Linked DNA regions of Homo sapiens: region 2 is linked to region 1. The links are chromatin loops, found by intact Hi-C in ENCODE. Cell type or tissue: dorsolateral prefrontal cortex. All regions are shown on one strand.

The links. A loop is a pair of places that touch in the nucleus more often than their neighbours do. Peaks named below come from ENCODE experiments on the same cell type or tissue, not always from the same donor. Only the 100,000 strongest peaks of a DNase experiment are listed, where the experiment ranks them.
Region 2: a loop joins it to region 1, with 6 times the contacts of the local background. A loop is called at or near these places in 5 of 110 quality-filtered maps.

What each region holds. Positions count from the first base shown.
Region 1 is chr11:63,633,859-63,638,858 of GRCh38, reverse strand. It overlaps ATL3 (atlastin GTPase 3), which reads left to right. Exons shown (of 13, transcript NM_015459.5): 9 at 2,525-2,652; 10 at 3,269-3,325. It overlaps LNCROPM (lncRNA regulator of PLAAT3 mediated phospholipid metabolism), which reads right to left. Exons shown (of 4, transcript NR_199012.1): 2 at 1,124-1,368. Among named protein-coding and RNA genes, the nearest start is that of LNCROPM, 20 kb to the right of the region's middle. In dorsolateral prefrontal cortex, CTCF peaks have their summits at 2,613 and 2,818 (motif pointing right); a DNase peak (open chromatin) is centred at 2,838; H3K27ac peaks cover 1,097 bases.
Region 2 is chr11:62,904,187-62,909,186 of GRCh38, reverse strand. It overlaps CHRM1 (cholinergic receptor muscarinic 1), which reads left to right. Exons shown (of 2, transcript NM_000738.3): 2 at 1-508. Among named protein-coding and RNA genes, the nearest start is that of CHRM1-AS1, 2.7 kb to the left of the region's middle. In dorsolateral prefrontal cortex, CTCF peaks have their summits at 2,845 and 3,046 (motif pointing left); a DNase peak (open chromatin) is centred at 3,046; H3K27ac peaks cover 4,048 bases.

The DNA of each region.
Region 1 (5,000 bases):
ATTTTTAAAGATCAACCACTTATTTAGAGGTAGATGCCTGCCAAACATGATCTTAGTTTTGGTATAACTGATGCTGAGCTGCTGTTTCTTGAAGTAATTAGCTAGAATAGCTGCTGAGTTTTTTTTTTTTTGTTTTGTTTTGTTTTTTGAGACAAAGTCTTGTCTACACTCTGTTGCCCAGGCTGGAGTGCAGTGGTGCGATCTCAGCTCACTGCCACCTCCGCCTCCCGGGCTCAAGCGATTCTTGTGCCACATCCTCCCGAGTAGCTGGGATTACAGGAGTGCGCTACCATGCCTGGGTAATTTTTGTGTTTTTAGTAGAAACGGGGTTTCACCATGTTGGCCAGGCTGGTCTTGAACTCCTGGCCTCAAGCAATCTGCCCACCTTGGCCTCCCAAGGTGCTGGGATTACAGGTGCGGGCCACCACGCTAGGCCTAGAATAGCTGCTTTTTGAGAATACTTTTCATCAGATGCAAGATGACTGTGTTGTCAGCATAAAGAAAATTGTTATCTTCCTACTTACTGTCACAGGGAGACCTAATACAGTAACTACTGAGTTGTTTAGTTGGAAATTAACACAGGAGGCTTTGTAGGGCACAGTCTTCTTTGACACCACTAAAGATTGAGTTTGTTTCTGTTATGAGATAGTTCTTGTCTATTCTAATTTTAAAACTATTATTTTGGTGTAGCCTTCATAGAAACATGAGTAGCATATAGGGTCTGTACAGCTTGTTAAAGTGACAAGTGTAGCATCTGGATCCTGCTGCTACTTGTGTGAGGTATTTTTTGAAACACTCCATCTTTCAGTGTGATGGAAATTGAAACCATACAAAAAGGTTTTTTGGATATGTAATACATTCACATGTTTAAAATTTTAAAAAGGATTAAAAAGTACTCAGTGAAAAGTCTCTCTTCCATTTTTGTAGTCTTTCAGAGTTTCTTTAGTATATGAAAGCAAATGTGAATGTGTACAGAATGGCCTGTTATGTATACTTTTATACTTTTTCACTGCAAGGTTATAAAGTATTTTTCCCATGCTTTCTTGAAATTTTAGTTTCATTTTTCATATTATAGTCTGGTTGGTGGAGTATTAAAGAGTTCTTATTTGATGTGGGCTCCTACCTGCTTTTTTTCAGTGTATAGCTGGGAACCCAGGAAGATGTTAGAAGATTATGTAAATCAGCTTTTCTGTATTTTAATTCTCCTGTGTCTTCATAGTTGGACCAGCTAATAATTCTTACTTTGAGGAAAGAGCTCTATTTAATGGCTGTACTGATCCCTCTGTGGGAACCTTGTAGAAGCTGCAGAGAATCTGTCACCTTTCTTGAGTTAGTGGTCTTTTCATTTTGGGGTGGTTCCGAGGGTCTCTGAGGAGATAATAGAAAATAAATATAATGAGGCACAGGTACTTCTACTTCTTTTAACATTAAAAAAATTAACAAGAATAAATCAATGACCAGTGATTTCTAATTGATTTAAAGGAGTAGTAGTGTGAGGGCATGGCAAAGGCCTGAGACAACTTGAGAGGTTGAAAATTGACTTGTTGAAGACCCTGTTAATGAAATTCTTTTTTTTTTTTTCTGAGATGGAGTCTCACTCTGTTGCCCAGGCTGGAGTGCAGTGGTGCGATCTCGGCTCACTGCAACCTCTGCCTTCCGGGTTCAAGCTATTCTCTGCTTCAGCCTCCCGAGTAGCTGGGATTACAGGTGCCCGCCACCACCCCCGGCTAATTTTTGTATGTTTAGTAGAGACGGGGTTTCACCATCTTGGCCAGACTGGTCTGGAACTCCTGACCTCGTGATCCACCCGCCTTGACCTCCCAAAGTGCTGGGATTACAGGCGTGAGCCACCACGCACGGCCATCAAATTCTTTAAAAAGTGAAATTTCTTGAAAGGCTAGGGAGTAGACCAGATATCCCAGAATGAAAACCAAGGTAAAGATATTCTGCATATATAGTATTCTATTTTGAACTAGAGAAGACTTTCTACTACAGTGGGGAAGGAGAAAAATGAAGGTACATTGGGACAGAGATCTGTCAGCAACTTGGTCATAGCCAGAAAGTGTCAAAACATAGTCTCAGACCCCTTCTTCTCTCCCACTTTTTTTTTTTTTTTCTTGAGATGGAGTTTCACTCTTGTTTCCCAGCCTGGAGTGCAATGGTGCAATCTTGGCTCACTGCAACCTCCTCCTCCTGGGTTCAAGAGATTCTCCTGCCTCAGCCTCCTGAGTAGCTAGGATTACAGGCACCTGCCACCACGCCTGGCTAGTTTTTCTATTTTTAGTAGAGACGGGGTTTCACCATGTTGGTCAGGCTGGTCTCGAACTCCTGACCTTAGGCAATCCACCTGCCTCGGCCTCCCAAAGTGCTAGGATTATAGGCGTGAGCCACCGTGCCCGGCTTCTCTCTCACTTTTAACAACCAATGTTAAAAGCACTAGACTGGGAAGACTGCATTGTGTGTTCACCTTGGTTGAATAAGGCTGTTTGGCTTATTTTTCCCTTCTTTGTCGTCCTGTGAACAGATATTGCTGGTGAATTCAAAGAGCAGTTACAGGCACTGATACCGTATGTATTAAACCCATCTAAGTTAATGGAAAAGGAGATCAATGGCTCAAAGGTCACCTGTCGGGGACTACTGGAGTATTTTAAGGTAAATATGGGTTTTAGTTATTAAAATGTTTGATTTTTGGTAAAGCTGATCTCACTCGTAAATCAACTTGAATTTAAATATTTTGAAACTTAAAAATTTTCTGGGGGAGATGGTGAGAGGCATTTTCAGAGACCTTGGTGTCCTTCCAGGAGTGGGCCATTGGGTGGCAGTATCGGTCTAAGAACCAAATGGATGTTCTTTGCACTCTCTTAGAGGAGCAATTAGCTGTGACTAAAGGAAGATTGTTCCTCAAGGAAGATGGTGTGGACAGGAGGTGGTTAGGAAGTTGCTGTGAGTAGGAGGAGACGGCACCTAGATGTGACACGACTACCTCAAGGCGGATGGTCACTCTGCCCACAGGTAGTGGTGAGGCCAGCGTGCATGGGGAGCTGGATGGGAATCCTAGCCTCTGTAGGCTTGTGCTGCTTGAGAACATTTTTAGTTAACTAAAAATGCTAACATGCACTCAAAGGTGTGTGGTGTGTTTTTGCTAATTCCTGGTTGTTGACCTAAGTCTTTAGGAAAATGCAGTTGTATGGTCACTTTCTAAAAATTAAATATGAGTAAGATATGACTGAATAACATTTTATAGCAGTTTTTATGTTTATATTTTAAGGCATATATTAAAATTTATCAAGGAGAAGATCTGCCTCACCCCAAGTCCATGCTTCAGGTAAACAATGATTTGACATCCTAAACGCTACCCTTAAATTACTTGAGTTGACCTGTATACAATAAGCAGAGTTCTTTAGGAAGAGAATGCACTTTTTCTCCTTTTTCATCATGCTGAGGTCTGTTAATTTTTTTTTAGCACATTTTGCAGTAGTGTGGCGACCTTTTCTAGTTCACTTGTTTGTATTCATGGTGGTACAGTTAAAACGAAATGGCCTCTCCTCACTGGGCCTAGTCTTTTCACCAAACACACTTTGGGAAGCACAGTTTATTATACGTGGTTGAAACATACCCACCATGTTAGACAAGCAAGTTCTTGTCATCTGTTGTTTATTTTTTTTATTTTTATATAATTTCTAATTTATTATTTTTTTGAGACAAGAGTCTCACTCTTGCCAAGGCTGGAGTGCAGTGGCACAATCTTGGCTCACCGCAACCTCCACCTCCTGGGTTCAAGTGATTCTTATACCTCAGCCTCCCGAGTAGCTGGGATTATAGGCATGTACCACCATGCCTGGCTAATTTTTGTATTTTTTAATAGAGATCGGTTTAGCCATGTTGCCCAGGCTGGTCTCCAACTCCTGGACTCAAGCAATCCGACCGTCTTGGCCTCCCAAAGTGCTGGGATTATAGGGGTGAGCCACCATGCCTGGCTATAATTTTTTTAATTAAAAGAAAAAAATAGGGATGTGGTCTTGCTGTGTCGCCCAGGCTGGTCTCAAACTTGGCTCAAGCGATGTGCCTGCCTCAGCTTCCCGAAGTGCTAAGATTACAGGTGTAAGCCACTGTGCCTGACCTGTTATTTACTTTAGTGGAACATGTCCTGACACACCTGTTTACTATTCACTAATCAGGTTTTTAATTTGCAACTAGAATGTCATTTGGTTAAAACATAATTTTTGACTTTCATATGTTGAACATAAGGGGATTTATTGCCAAGTGTTGATTTATTTTGTAGCAGAAAATTTTCATAAAGGGAGCTAGAGCCTGGGATTGACATTGCAAATAATTTTTTCCTTTTTTTTTTTGAGGTGGAATCTTGCTCTGTTGCCCAGGCTGGAGTGCAGTGGCACAATCTCGGCTCACTGCAAGCTCCACCTCCTGGGTTCACGCCATTCTCCTGCCTCAGCCTCCCGAGTAGCTGGGACTGCAGGCGCCTGCCACCACGCCCGGCTAATTTCTTTGTATTTTTAGTAGAGACAGGGTTTCACCGTGTTAGCCAGGATGATCTCGATCTCCTGACCTCGTGATCTGCCCGCCTCAGCCTCCCAAAGTGCTGGGATTACAGGCGTGAGTCACCGCGCCCAGCCCCCTTTTTTTTCTTCTTCTTCTTTTTTTTTTTTTTTTTTAAATAGAAACAGGATCTAGCTGTGTTGAGCAGGCTGGTGTTGAATTCTTGGACTCAAGTGATCCTCCCACCTCAGCCTCTCAAAGTGCTGGGATTACAGGCGTAAGCCACCACACCCGGCTTTTTCCTTTTTTTTTTTTTTTTTTTTGTTTGAGACAGAGTCTTGCTCTATTGCTCAGGCTGGAGTGCAGTGGCGTGATCTCGGCTCACTGCAACCTCTACCTCCTGGGTTCAAGTAGTTCTCCTGCCTCAGCCTCCTGAGTAGCTGGGACTACAGGCGCACATCACCACGCCTGGCTAATTTTTTTGTGTTTTTGGTAGAGATGGG
Region 2 (5,000 bases), 730 kb after region 1:
GTCCACAAATGTCCTCAGAGGGTCCCTAGGTGGGTCAACTCCAAGGCAAATGTCCAAGCATCAGCAAGACAATGACACTGGAAGGGTCCGGCTTGGCTAGTCACATATCAAGTCCCGAGGCAGCAACAGGACCAGGAGCCAGGTGTCCTGACTGTCCTACAATATCATTTTCCTGGGAGTGGGAGTCAAGTGTGCCTGCTATCCAGCCGCAAATCCATACCCCCTGCCCCAGAGAAGCCTCAGTCCCTCCCTCCTGGCTCACAGCCACCACCTGGATGGATCTGCTCCATGCAGATCTAGCCAGGCCTCCCGCATGCTGCCTGCCTCCGGCCCTGCCCCACACAGGCCTGGCCCAGCCAGCAGGTTCTCTCCTGTGAGCTCCCCAATCCAACCCATGCATGGCCTCCCAGCCACCCGGATCTCCAGGCCCAGCCTGGCCCCAAATGTTCTTTCCTTTCATCCTCAGCAAGTGCTGAGTCTGTGAATAAAGCCACATAACCAGCGGGCACTAAGGGGCCTTCCTAACTGTGTTGGCTCAAGGCCTTGGTCTCAGGCCAGGGCTGAATGGGGCAGGGAGGGCCCAAGTACTTTGGAATGTGGGCCGTGGCCGTGAAAGTGGTTCTAGGAGGGCCAGCACTGCATGGTTGGATCTACTAAAGCCTGGGGACCCCAGCACCGTGGAGTCCCTGGCTCAGGTGAGTGGGGCTATAAAAGGCAGACCTGACCTCTGGAAGTGAGGCAGCTAGGTGAAATAAACCAACCCTGCCCACATCCCTGCATATTCTCTATTGGCTCTGCCATACCCGGGGAGAACAGAACTCTTCCAAACCCCCATTTACACATGAGGAGATAAGGCCCAGAGATCCAGGAGGATTGTTCAGGGTTACCCCACAGAGCAACACCCAGACTTCCAGGCAATTCATAACCTCCTGACCTCTGGACTGAGTAGATGACAGCCTAAAGTATTTAGGCCAAAACACTCCATCAGGATGACCCTCAGGTCAGGTTATAAGGCACTTCTTTGGTGAAGGGTCCCCAAAGCCCAACGCAAAGGAATTCTAGAGAGGTTAATCCCGTAGCCTGGAGTAGTGGTTTCCAAGACGATCATTGGGTTCAGTGATTTGCTAGAATGATGCATAGAACTCAGCAAAGTTATTATCCTCACAGTTTATTACAGTGAAAGAACATAGAGCATAAAACAGCAACAGCAAAAGGTGCACAGAGCAGAGACCAGGAGAGACCAGATACAAACTTCCAGCTGTCCTCTCCCAGTGGAGTCGTGCAGACAGTGCCCAATCTTCCAAGCAATGATGTATGACAAAAAAAAATGAAGTACTGCCAACCAAGAAAGCTCACCAGAGCTTTGGTGTCCAATGTTCTTACTGGAGGCTGATCGTGTAAGCATAGCTGACCACCCACATGGCTGACCTTACTTAGTCTCCAGCCCTTCCAGAAGTTAAACTGATACCATGTGGCCCAAGGAGCAAAGGTAAGCAAAAACACTTACCAGGCAGGATATTCCAAGGGTTTAGTGTTATCTTCCAGGAGCCAGGCAAGGCCAAACCTTTCTTTGAAATGTGCAAATGTGCAGGATTCGGATAATCCAGACTTGCTGAGTGAATCTTTCAGTTCACAGTGGTTCTGACCAGTAGCCCCAGTATCACCTGGGAACTTGTTAGCTATGAGAATTCTCAGGGTCCTCCTAGATTTACTAAATCAGAAACTCTGTGGAACTCGCCACCTATTTTTAACAAGCCCTCTAGGTGTTCTGATGCAGGGTAAAGTTTGAGAATCATTGGCCTAGAGGGATGAGGTCCTGGGTGGAGCTAAGCCCTTGCAGAGAGAGGAGTGGAGATTCAGCCCCCTTATAGCCGTTGGGACTCCCAGAAGCCTTTGGAAGAAAGCTTCCAACACGATAGGAAATGGTATCCATTGAAGATCTAAACAGGATAGGCTAGCCAGGAACTACAGCACTGTGAGAATGACCCTGCTGTTTGGACCTTCCTGTTTGGAAGGATCCAAACCCCATATCCCCTTCCCACCAGCACAGCTTACGGGGTTGTGAGCTCAAGTTCCTAAGAGGGCCCCTCCCTTACCACTGCTCCCTCACAGCCCTAAGGCCCCTTTAAGGCTAAATGCCCTGCCCCATGTTAAAGGCGTTGAAACTGAGGTCCTGGGAGGCAGAAGGACTGAGCAAGCTGAGCAGTGCTGGGAGAATAGGAACTTTGGGGCCAGATTAACCTGGTCTCTACTGAAGGCCAGAAGTGGAGGGGGTAAATCTGGTATTCACATCAGGAATGGAGCTAGCAGTTCACACTTGTCCCTTGTCCCAGATGCAGGTCTGACCTGCCATGTCCCTCACTGAACAACCTTAGGCATGTCTCTTCTCAGTGTCTTCATCTCTGAAACGGGAACAAGCCCTTTGCAGAAGTGTTAGGAGGATGAGAGAGATTGTAGGGAAATGCCCTCAATGGCTCTATGATCAGTGTTACCACGGGACAGGGCTGCTCACCGGTAAATGCCAGAAACCAGGACTAGTTTCAGACCCAGCTCTGACCCTACACCTCCAGCCTGAGCTTTGAAAAGCCCATGCCCCCAATCCAGGGAGAAGAAACTTAAATCCCATCATGGCTTGGTTAAAGCAGTTTGGGGGAACAAGTTTCGGCGGGAAAGGGTGTGTGCATTCCAGGAAGGCTTCCCGGAGATGGGGTCTGTGCCCTCAGTCCTCTGAAGCTAGATTCCTGCAGGCCCAGCTGCCAGAGAATTGGGGAAATGGGATAAACCCAAAGAGAGAGGGTGGCTGGACATGGCAACTGTCCACCCCAAACACTCCACCACTGCCCCGTTCTGAGAGTCTTTCTTGGCCCCAGAAACAAGGGCGACTACACGCCTGAGCTGGAAATAGGGAAAGAATGAAGCGGCTTTTTGAATGCTGTCTTCCCCTCTACTGCTACCAACCCCTTCTCCGGCCTGGAGAAGTTAGGATCCTCTCTCCTCCTGCGCCACCTTCCTTCCACTCCCACCGTGTTGCTTTAGCGCCATCTGCCGGCAATCACAGGAATAGCTCTGCCAAAACACGGCTCTTGTAACCCGCCTGAGCCTGCTTATCAGACAAGACCACAGGACAAGATGGAGTAGGTGATTCTGGCCACCCCAGTCCCTGCCCCCAAGTCTCAGCAGGTACATCAGACCCCAGAAGAATCAGCTTCCTTGGATACCACTATAAACTTGCAGAGACAGGCCCTACCTCTCTGGCCAGTATACCAAATTCACCAACAAGGAGATAGAAGGTAGGGGGCTTGGCATCTAGGAACAGCTCCAACTTCTCCTAATCCCCCATGGCCCCAGGCCTTTGGAATCCTTGGTTTTATTCTTAGGACACTGGCTGGGATTTCACAGGACTCATGCTGACCCAACTGGAAATTTAGACAAGTACCTGCTCACCTTTAGAGCACAAAAGTCTTTTGAATGGCCAGGTTCCCCACACCAGCCTCAGGCTCTAAGGGGCTTGAGAGAGCTTGAGGTTATTGCTTCTGACATCGTTGTTGTTAGCACCTTTGGTAACATACACACACTGGATAACCCCACAAATCAGACTATCACACAAAATAAGCCTGAAAACAGTTCTCACTCTTCACTGTGAGTCCCTGTCCTTCCCCTGCCCTTGAGTTTCACTTTCTCTCTTGATATTCCTGGCCTGGCTAGCACCACCATTCACACGTTGCTCAAACCAGAAAGCTGGGAGTCATCCCAGACTCCTTCTGTCTTTTACTCCCTGTACTCAGCGTATCTCCTGAATTGTTCACAAATTCATCCAGTTGTCTACATCCCCACTGCCTCCAAACTAGTCCAGGCTTCTTGCCCAAAGTGCCAAAACAATCCCTTAATTCAGGGATTAGCAAATTTTTTCTATAAAGGGCCAGACAGCAAATATTTTAGTTTTAGACTCTGCAGACCAAGAGACAAAATCAAGAATATTGTGAAGGTACTCCAATATTACACAGTCTCTGTCACAACTATTCAACTCTGCTGATGCAGTCAAAAGCAGCCATAGACAATATATACTTAAATGAGCATGGCTGTGTTCCAAAAATATTTTCTTTGAATATCACTGAGATTTGAATTTCATATAATTTTTCTTGTGTCACAAATACTATTTTTGTTTATTTTTCAGCCTTTTAAAAATGCAAAATTCAGGCCAGGCGCGGTGGCTCACGCCTGTAATCCCAGCACTTTGGGAGACCGAGGTGGACGAATTGCCTAAGGTCAGGAGTTCGAGACCAGTCTGGCCAACATGGTAAAACCCAATCTCTACTAAAAATGAAAATAAAAAAATTAGCCAGGTGCGGTGGTGTGCGCCTGTAATCCCAGCTACTTGGGAGGCTGAGGCAGGGGAATTGCTTGAACCAGGGAGGTGGAGGTGGCAGTGAGCCGAGATCGCGCCACTGCACTCCACCCTGAGCAACAGAGGGAAACTCCGTTAAAATAAAAAATGCAAAATCCATTCTTAGCTAATGACTGGTACAAAAACAGGCCCACCAGACATAGTCGGCCAACCCTGCCTTAATTGGTCCCACTCCCATCCATTCTCCATGCTCTAGCCAAAGTGATTTTGCCAAAACACAGATCTGATGCTTTCAATTCCTTGCTTACAGCTAGCCAATCGCTTAAAATAAAAATGCAAGCTCCTTAGCCTTCAAAAGCCTTCCCATTCAGCCCTACTTAATTCTTCAGCCTCTTCCGTGACACCTCCCTTACAGACCTTAGTCCCAGCCTCTGGAATTCTCCTGGTCCTCACACAGGCCCTCAGCTTACTTCTTCATGGTTTTACTCCTTTCAGTTCCTTTGCTTGGATCAGTCTTTTCCTACTTCACCTGGGAAATGTATATGCCTTCTTCAAGAGCCAGAGAAAAAAACAGCCCCCACCTGAGAGGGTTGCAGGGTGTCCTCGGAGGGACAGCAGGTTTCGGTTGAAGCTAGACGGTGGAGGAGATGGTCAG